Linked DNA regions of Mus musculus: region 1 is linked to region 2. The links are chromatin loops, found by intact Hi-C in ENCODE. Cell type or tissue: left cerebral cortex. All regions are shown on one strand. Each heading gives the region's core, and the rest is flanking DNA. Links, peaks and the distances in the headings are about the cores only.

Evidence for each region. Hi-C counts contacts between places; a loop is a spot of excess contacts. Peaks named below come from ENCODE experiments on the same cell type or tissue, not always from the same donor. Only the 100,000 strongest peaks of a DNase experiment are listed, where the experiment ranks them.
Region 1: a loop joins it to region 2, with 2.4 times the contacts of the local background. A loop is called at or near these places in 2 of 42 quality-filtered maps.

The regions. Positions count from the first base shown.
Region 1 is chr5:92,061,557-92,065,454 of GRCm38, reverse strand. It overlaps G3bp2 (GTPase activating protein (SH3 domain) binding protein 2), which reads left to right. Exons shown (of 11, transcript NM_001080795.2): 7 at 950-1,130. Gm42111 (a long non-coding RNA gene) reads left to right here and starts at 2,125. Exons shown (of 2, transcript XR_880428.3): 1 at 2,125-3,898. In left cerebral cortex, for the core only: a CTCF peak has its summit at 2,068; no DNase peak of the experiment used is centred there.
Region 2 is chr5:92,308,508-92,312,405 of GRCm38, reverse strand. Sdad1 (SDA1 domain containing 1) reads left to right here and starts at 2,382. Exons shown (of 22, transcript NM_172713.2): 1 at 2,382-2,614. The coding sequence starts at 2,525. In left cerebral cortex, for the core only: a CTCF peak has its summit at 2,300; DNase peaks (open chromatin) are centred at 1,735 and 2,382; H3K4me3 peaks cover 1,463 bases; H3K27ac peaks cover 684 bases.

The DNA of each region.
Region 1 (3,898 bases), core at 686-3,185, 250 kb after region 2:
GTGGCACATGCCTTTAATCTCAGCACTTGGGGAGACAGAGGCAGGCGGATTTCTAAGTTTGAGACCAGCCTGGGCTACACAGAGAAACCCTGGCTCAAAAAAGAAAAAAAATGCATGTTTTGTATCAAAGCTGTGGTTGACTGTGATAATGCAGGCTTTTTAGGACAGTACACTGAACTTATTTCTGTAAAACTTTAATATGGCAGAGGGTGAGGGCCTGTGAAGGTGCTCACCCTGCAAGCCTGGTGTTCTAAGTTTTCCTCCTGGCGTAAAGTGGAAGCCTGACCTATCTGTCCCAACACACACTGCTTAGAAAACAAACACAGGGTTTATACTTAACGCTGGGGTAAACCTTGTCACCATTTAGAGTTAAATGGTGGGGTTTGGTTGTAGTGATGGCATTACAGTTAAGAGCACCAGCTGATCCAGTACCCACGTGACTGGTTGGAACCCTAGACATGGGAATCTGACCCCCTCCTATGGCCTCCAAGGGCAGTGTACATGCATGGTGCACCGACATACACGTAAGCGAAGCACCATTATGTGCAAGATACTAAAACCCATTTTTTAAAATGTGATGGTGCACTCTAATCCTGGCACTCGAAGGAGGCAAAAGGAGAAGCTCACTGACTCTGAGGTCTGTGTGGTCTACAGAGTTGAGTTCCAGGCCAGCCAAGGATACATAGTAAAATCCTGTCTCAACAACAAAAACCAGAAAGATGGGTATAGACTGGAGGTGAGTCTCTGGTAGAGCAATTTCACTGGTATGTGCCTGGCAGTCAGGACTAGGGTTTCACCCATACCCAACACCACATGTGTATGACCAGAGAATACTTGCTCACAAACGCAGAACAGTTTACCCACAGGAATGTAACTAGTTTCAACTGTTAGTTTGGAGAAACCGTTTTATTTCATCTGAATACCTAGTGACCTAGGTGTTTCGTTGTAGTAATGGCATAGAGGAGCCTTTAGAAGAATCCTCTCATGAACCTGAGCCTGAGCCAGAATCTGAAACAAAGACTGAAGAGCTGAAACCACAAGTGGAGGAGAAACACTTGGAAGAGCTGGAGGAGAAGTCGGCCACTCCTCCTCCTGCTGAGCCTGCTTCTCTGCCTCAGGAACCGCCAAAGGTGAGATCAAAGGAACTTTTCAGATCTGGGACCTCACATTTTCATGCTTGGTGCCATTAATAAAGCATGGTTTTGGTTCTGTTATTTGAAATAGTAAGCTATACTTATATGTATATGAAAGAAACTTGAGTTCTTGTTCTGAGGAGATTTTATGGTTTCTCTCTACCCCCAAAATATTCCTAAGAGTGAAATTTATAACCTAGATTCCTCTTGTCTGTATGCAGTGTTGAATGACTTACATGAAAGTCCATGTGTGAGGTTTTCAGTTGCTCATCTCTTCTGATGCTCTAGGAGTCATGCAGTGTCCCTACTGAAGTTGATCTGTGAGAGACACCTGTTTGCGATATAAATGGGATCAGTTTCCTTACTCTACTAATTCTCTTGAACAGATGTGTGGCACCCATAGTATAGCATGTGAACTCTCTCTCTGTCAAGTAGACGGTTAGTAGATCTGGGCAGGAGAAGCGAGTAGTGCAGGAGTCCTTGCTCACTTTGGTAACGTCTGCTGAGTCTCCAACCGCACTCTGGTCTTCCTGTGCTTCTCCCTAACACCATCACTCACATCCTGTCTCCCCATGGGGAGAGCAGTCAGTCTCTGCTTCAGATTTTATAGCATGTTTAGTTGACAGTGGTTTGCCACTTGCTTATGTAGGAACTTGGTGAGGTTTCAGCAGTTGAGACAAAACAGCAGTCGTACCTTGCATAATAAGATTCTGAAAGTTGGCACACAGACTGGCATGTGTGTGTGTGCCTTTCTATTAGGAAGTCAGTCCTTCAATATAAAGGAACAGACTAGAAATGAAAACAGATTAAATATTTGGAAGTTTCCCTATAGGAATGTTGGTGGTTTTCCATGATTAGTAGTCTAGGTTTGTTGCATTTCCTGCAGGCTTTCTCCTGGGCTTCAGTGACCAGTAAAAACCTGCCTCCTAGTGGTACTGTTTCTTCCTCTGGAATTCCACCCCATGTTAAAGCACCAGTCTCACAGGTAACCAATCTGTGAACACATTGGATTGTATCCTTGTTACATTTGCCAATTGCTTACTTTTAAACATTTTTAAGCGAGTCAACCAGAATTATGGATTAAACATTAAAAATGTATTAATAAAATGTCAGCGCACCCACTTTAAATGCCAAATCTCTATTAATATACAGAGGTGGGATTTGGGTGTGTGCAGTACAGATTAAGTTGGTTTTACTAATATAATGTTGTCATTTTAAAGGCTTCTTTAAGAAAAATACTCCTTGAAAATTTTACCACTTAGCAAGAGTATTTTAGGCAAGAAATTTGGAAAGGCACAAAATAGAATGACATTTTTTTTTTAAATCACTGTTCTAAAGAAATAGAAACCTTGATATATGTGTGTGTATATATATAATATATATGTTATAATATATGTTATATATATTTACATTGCCTAAATTCAGTCTGTGAGTGTTTGACACAGTTTGATTGAAGCCTGTACCAACTTATGACTGTAGTGTTCACCTTAACAGATCATTTTAGTATTCTGCTTTTTGTCTGTTTGTCATCTTATCCATTTCAGAGCTTTCCAAAACTGTGAAAATATGACACTATTTATGATGCTTGATAGACAGAGTAGATTAAATTTGAGTTTATTGGCATATATAAGTACCCAGTTTCCCCTACATTTTGAGTAGAGCTTCATTTTCCTACAAAATTTACACTTGGTTATTGTACACATTTTTTTTAGATGCTCTAACATTAAGACATTGCGGTTTTGCCAGGCGTGGTGGCGCACGCCTTTAATCCCAGCACTCGGGAGGCAGAGGCAGGCGAATTTCTGAGTTCGAGGCCAGCCTGGTCTACAGAGTGAGTTCCAGGACAGCCAGGGCTACACAGAGAAACCCTGTCTTGGTGGTGGGGGGGGGGGGGAAGACATACGATTTTAAAGTAACTAGTTAAAACTTTTCCCCGATGTCTCTACTACACACGTACATGGTGCCATAATACCTGTGTGTTGTTGATGGTGGTGGTGTTTTTTTCTGGTTAAGTATTTAAATGCGGTTGTATTTGATCCCAGTCAAAGCTCATCCCTAATGATTTGTGCTTTTCAAACCAATCTGTACGAGTGACTTGGGACTTTGAAATCTTTATTTCTGTCAGATTCACATGTGGAGCCTTTTTAGTTGTTATTTCAGAGATTTGGTGACACTGTAAAATTTTAACTTAGAGTTTTGTGTTTACCTGTGTTCGTTCATGTGCACCTTGTGCATGCAGTGCCCTCAGAGTCCAGAAGAGTGTGTTGGTTTCCTTGGGAATGGAGATGCAGATGGTTGTGAGCTGCCATGTAGGTGCTGAGGCTGGAACTCCCTTGGTCTGCTGGAAGAGCTGCTGGTGCTCTTCGCCAACTGCTAAGTCATGGCTACAGTTCAATGCCTACTTTAAGATTTGTTTGCCTAGCCATTGTGGTCAGTGTGTTATTTTCACATTTCTTTTTTGGGCGGTATGGGTGGAAACAGGGTCTCATTGTATAGCTGTAGCAAGCCTTGAAATCAGAGATCCATCTGCCTCTGCCTCCCTAGTACTGAGATAGAAAGCACACAGATTTTCTTGTTACTGAGTCCTTAAAACCACCCTGCATGACAAGTATTAACATTCCATTTTATAGAGAGGAAAATTAGATTCTAGCATAACTCACCCATGTTTAGACAAGTGAATATAGCTTGGCTTTTGAATTTATGTAGTTGCATATCACACTACATGTGGTCTAAATGCATACATTTTTCTTTAATGTCTTACAGAG
Region 2 (3,898 bases), core at 879-3,378:
ACAGCACATGCACGCAGAGTATCTGCAAAAGGCAGAAGACGGTGTCAGAATTCTCGGGACTAGAGTTACAGACGATTGTGAGCTGACATGTGGGCAACCAGGAATTGAACCCAGGTCCTCTGCAATAGCAGTCAGTGCTTGCTCTTAACAGCTGAGCCATCTCTCTAGTGCCCTCTCTCTTGGTTTCAAGTGAGAGTAATGAAAATTTCTGTTGACCACCTTTTGAGATAATTTTTAAAATTCTTTTTCTTTTCAGATTTTACGTATTTATTTATTTGTTTATTTATTTAATATATATGAACGTTTTGCCTGCAGGAATGTATATGCACCATATGCATGCCTGGTACCCAAGGAGGTCAGAAGAGGGCATTAGACCCCCTGGAACTTGGGTTCCGTATGGTTGTGAGCTACCATGTCGTTGTTGGGAACTGAACCTGTCCTCTGCAAGGACCTACTGCTCACTGATAGCTGCTGGATGACAAGGTGACAAGGGAGTCAGTTTTCTTCAGCAATGTAGTGCCTATGAAGATGACCATGTTCTGCGGACGGCTGCACATCCAAAAATATACAAACGGCACAAACTGGACTTGATGAAGACAGAAAAGGAGAGGGAGGGGGAGAGGAAAGGGGAGGGGAAAGGAAAGGGAGGGGGAGGAAGAGAGAGAGGAGAGAGAGTGGGTCTGGGGGAGTTAGGGGAAGAGTAATATGATCAAAAACATATTTTAGGAAATTTTCAAAAAATTAAAATGTTGCTTTAATCTTATGATTAAAGAATTGGGAAAAACTTTAGAAGTTAGCCATCTACATTCCACAAACATTGACGGCCTCTGGAAGGAAAAATCCCCTCATAGAACACTAACGCCCTCACGAGCACTCTTGATCTAACTGTCCTCAGGACTTATCCAGATATGATTATAAATTTCTTTTGATTTGGGCTCTAACATGGTGTCAGGTAACCTTGGATGAAGTTGATCTAGGAAACTGCTTAGGTTACACAGAATAATAACACCTTGATTCATCTATTAGTGTAAGACTAGTTACCATCTACCGGGCAGTGGTGGCGCATACCTTTAATCCCGGCAGTAGGGAGGCAGAGGCAGGCAGATTTCTGAGTTCAAAGTCAGCCTGGTCTACAGAGTGAGTTCCAGGACAGCCAGGGCTACATAGAGAAACCCTGTCTCGAAAAAAACAAAACAAAACAAAAACAAAACAAAACAAAAACCTAGTTACCATCCAACAGCTGTTTTCCCCTCTGTGGTTAGAATTAAGAGAGTTGCCTGGGTGCGGTGGTGGCACACACCTTTAAGACCCAACACTCCTGAGGCAGAGTCAGATGGATCTCTGAGTTCAAGGCCAGCCTGGTCTACAGAGTGAGTTCCAGGACCGCCAAGGCTACACAGAGAAACCTGTCTCAAAAAACAAAACCAAACAAACAAACCAACACCAACAAAAAAACAATCTAACCTCCACCCCTGCTCTTTGCCATTCTCTAAAACATATTCTCTAAGCATACTCCTCATGGATTTTTTTCTTCTACCTTTAGTACAGCCTAAAAGAAAATGATTCTCATTTCTGACAAGGTTTTTGTTTTAGTGATGTGTGTGCAACTCTGTGTGGGTATGTGTGCTGTGAGCACAGGCACCTGCTGAGGGCACACATTTCTCAGGAGCTGGAGTTAACTATAGATGGTTGAGAGCCACCGTGTGTTGCAAACTGAGCCTGAGTCCCTACAGCAGTACCAGATCTTAGCTGCTAAACCATCTCCAGCCCCTAATCCTCATTTTATAATACAGGATCTCATGTATCTCAGGTTTCTCTCAAATTCCTATGTAACTGAGGATGACCTTGGAGTCTCAACCCTCCCGCCGCCTCTTCTCTGAGTATGCGGGTTGCAGGCATGAGCCAACACACGCAGTTTATGGAGAGCTGGAGAAGAAACCTAGGGTCTCCTATGAGATAGGACACCTGAACCAGTCCCCAGGCCCCTGCTTAATTTCTGTCGTTTTTCTTGAGACAGAGTAAGCCTCGGGCTTGCCCCAAACAAATATAATGCTCCTGCCTCAGCTTCCTGAGTACAGGGATTACAGTTGTATGCTGTCATACCTGAGTCCCATATTAATCCTCATTTATTTGGGCCACCATAAGAATGCTGAGCTAGATGGGGAGAACTGGGAGGAATTGGCGGAGGAAAAAGAACATGATCAAATATATTGTATAAAAATTGTTTTCAGTGGAAAAGAATGTTGAGATAAGGAAACCTGCTCCAGAGTTTGGTGACAACCAGTAGCGGTTGTCCACCGGCAGGGACCGATAGCGTGCAGACGCCTACAAAGAGTTGCAGCAGGGTGGTGAAGTTTGATCCTCTGAGCGTTCCGTAGCTCGGTCGGGCAAGCGGCGTGTCCCACGTGCCGTTTCCGGTTACACTGGGACCCACGAGTCTAAGCTGCCGCGGGGCCCGGGCTGCGACTGACAGAGGCGGACGTTTTCCAAGCACTGCTCGCCAGGGAGCCCACCCACAGCCACCATGTCCGGCAGGAACAACAACAAGCTGCCCAGCAACCTGCCGCAGTTACAGAACCTGATCAAGCGGGACCCGCCGGCCTACGTGGAGGAGGTGGGACCGGGATCCGGCTCCCCGGGATGCTCCGGTGTGCTTCCGGGGGCCTGGGGAGGAAACGGACGGGGGATGGAGATACGGGGGACGGGACATGCAGACCCCACCAACACTGAAACACACCCTAAAACCTGCTGCCTCCGGGTTTATCCGCCCGCCTCGCCGACGTGGGCCGGTAACGTCCGTTGGCCGCCTCAGAGCAAAAACTCGAGTTAGCCCCTAGCATACGATGAGTCGTGTGTTAAACATGCTTTCCACAGACGGCCTCTCCCGAGTGCCCCAAGCTCTGCCAAGAAGAGCAAGGAGTTCTCAGATGGCAGGGCCACCCCACAGTCAAGAGTGTAGAAGATGTAGTTAAGCCACAGTTCAAACTCCCTGGGAGTCACCCTGAGCTAGATTTGAAAAAAATGCTTTGAGGGAAATGTGCGGTCTAAAACTCTGTTAGGTCCAGTTTGTGAGGGGCATGGCATACTCCAAGTGTGTGAATTCATAAGAACCACGAAATGAAGGCCGTGACTTTGTACTCTTAACCTGGTAGATAGATTAAGACGCGCCTTTGCCTTTATTATTTGTCTTCTTACACACCGCCCTTCCCAATCCTCCCTGTCTCCCCCCCCCCCTTACTGGTCCCCTTCTCTCCTCAGACAGCCCCCACTTCACTTCTGTATACACATCACATTTATTTCAGTTCCCTGCATCCCTTTAAGGTCTCTTCTTCCAGAGCTGGGGAGTTGACTCAATGGTTAAGAGCACTGGCTGTTCTTCCAGAGGACCTGGGTTCAAGGCCCAGCACTTACATGATAGCTCATAACCATCTGTTGCTCTAGTGTTAGGGGATGCGACACCCGACTTCTGGCCTCTGGATACTAGGCATATGTATACACGCACATACAAGTAGGCAAGCTCTCAATACACATTAAACATAAGCTCTTACTGGGTTCCCCTTTCTAACTTGTGTCACAAACTAAATTGAAATCTGACTTTTGCTTCTGAGAGGAAACAGGCTACCTCTCTGAGTCTGGTTTAATTTCTTAACATCTTTCCTCCTGTTGTCATGGTTTCAGCTCTTGATTGGAAAAAACTAAATGCATGTACCACATTTTCACTACACATTCTGTTGATGGACTTAAAGGCTGGCTCTGCTTCTTGCTGCCGTGGTTCGTGCACCAGTAAACACAAATGTGCAAGTGTGTCTATGGTGTTTGATCAGAGTCCTTTTATTATAAACCAGGCCGTAGAAGGCCAGTTTTAGTTTGTCCATAGTGGTTCTACCATGGACATCCG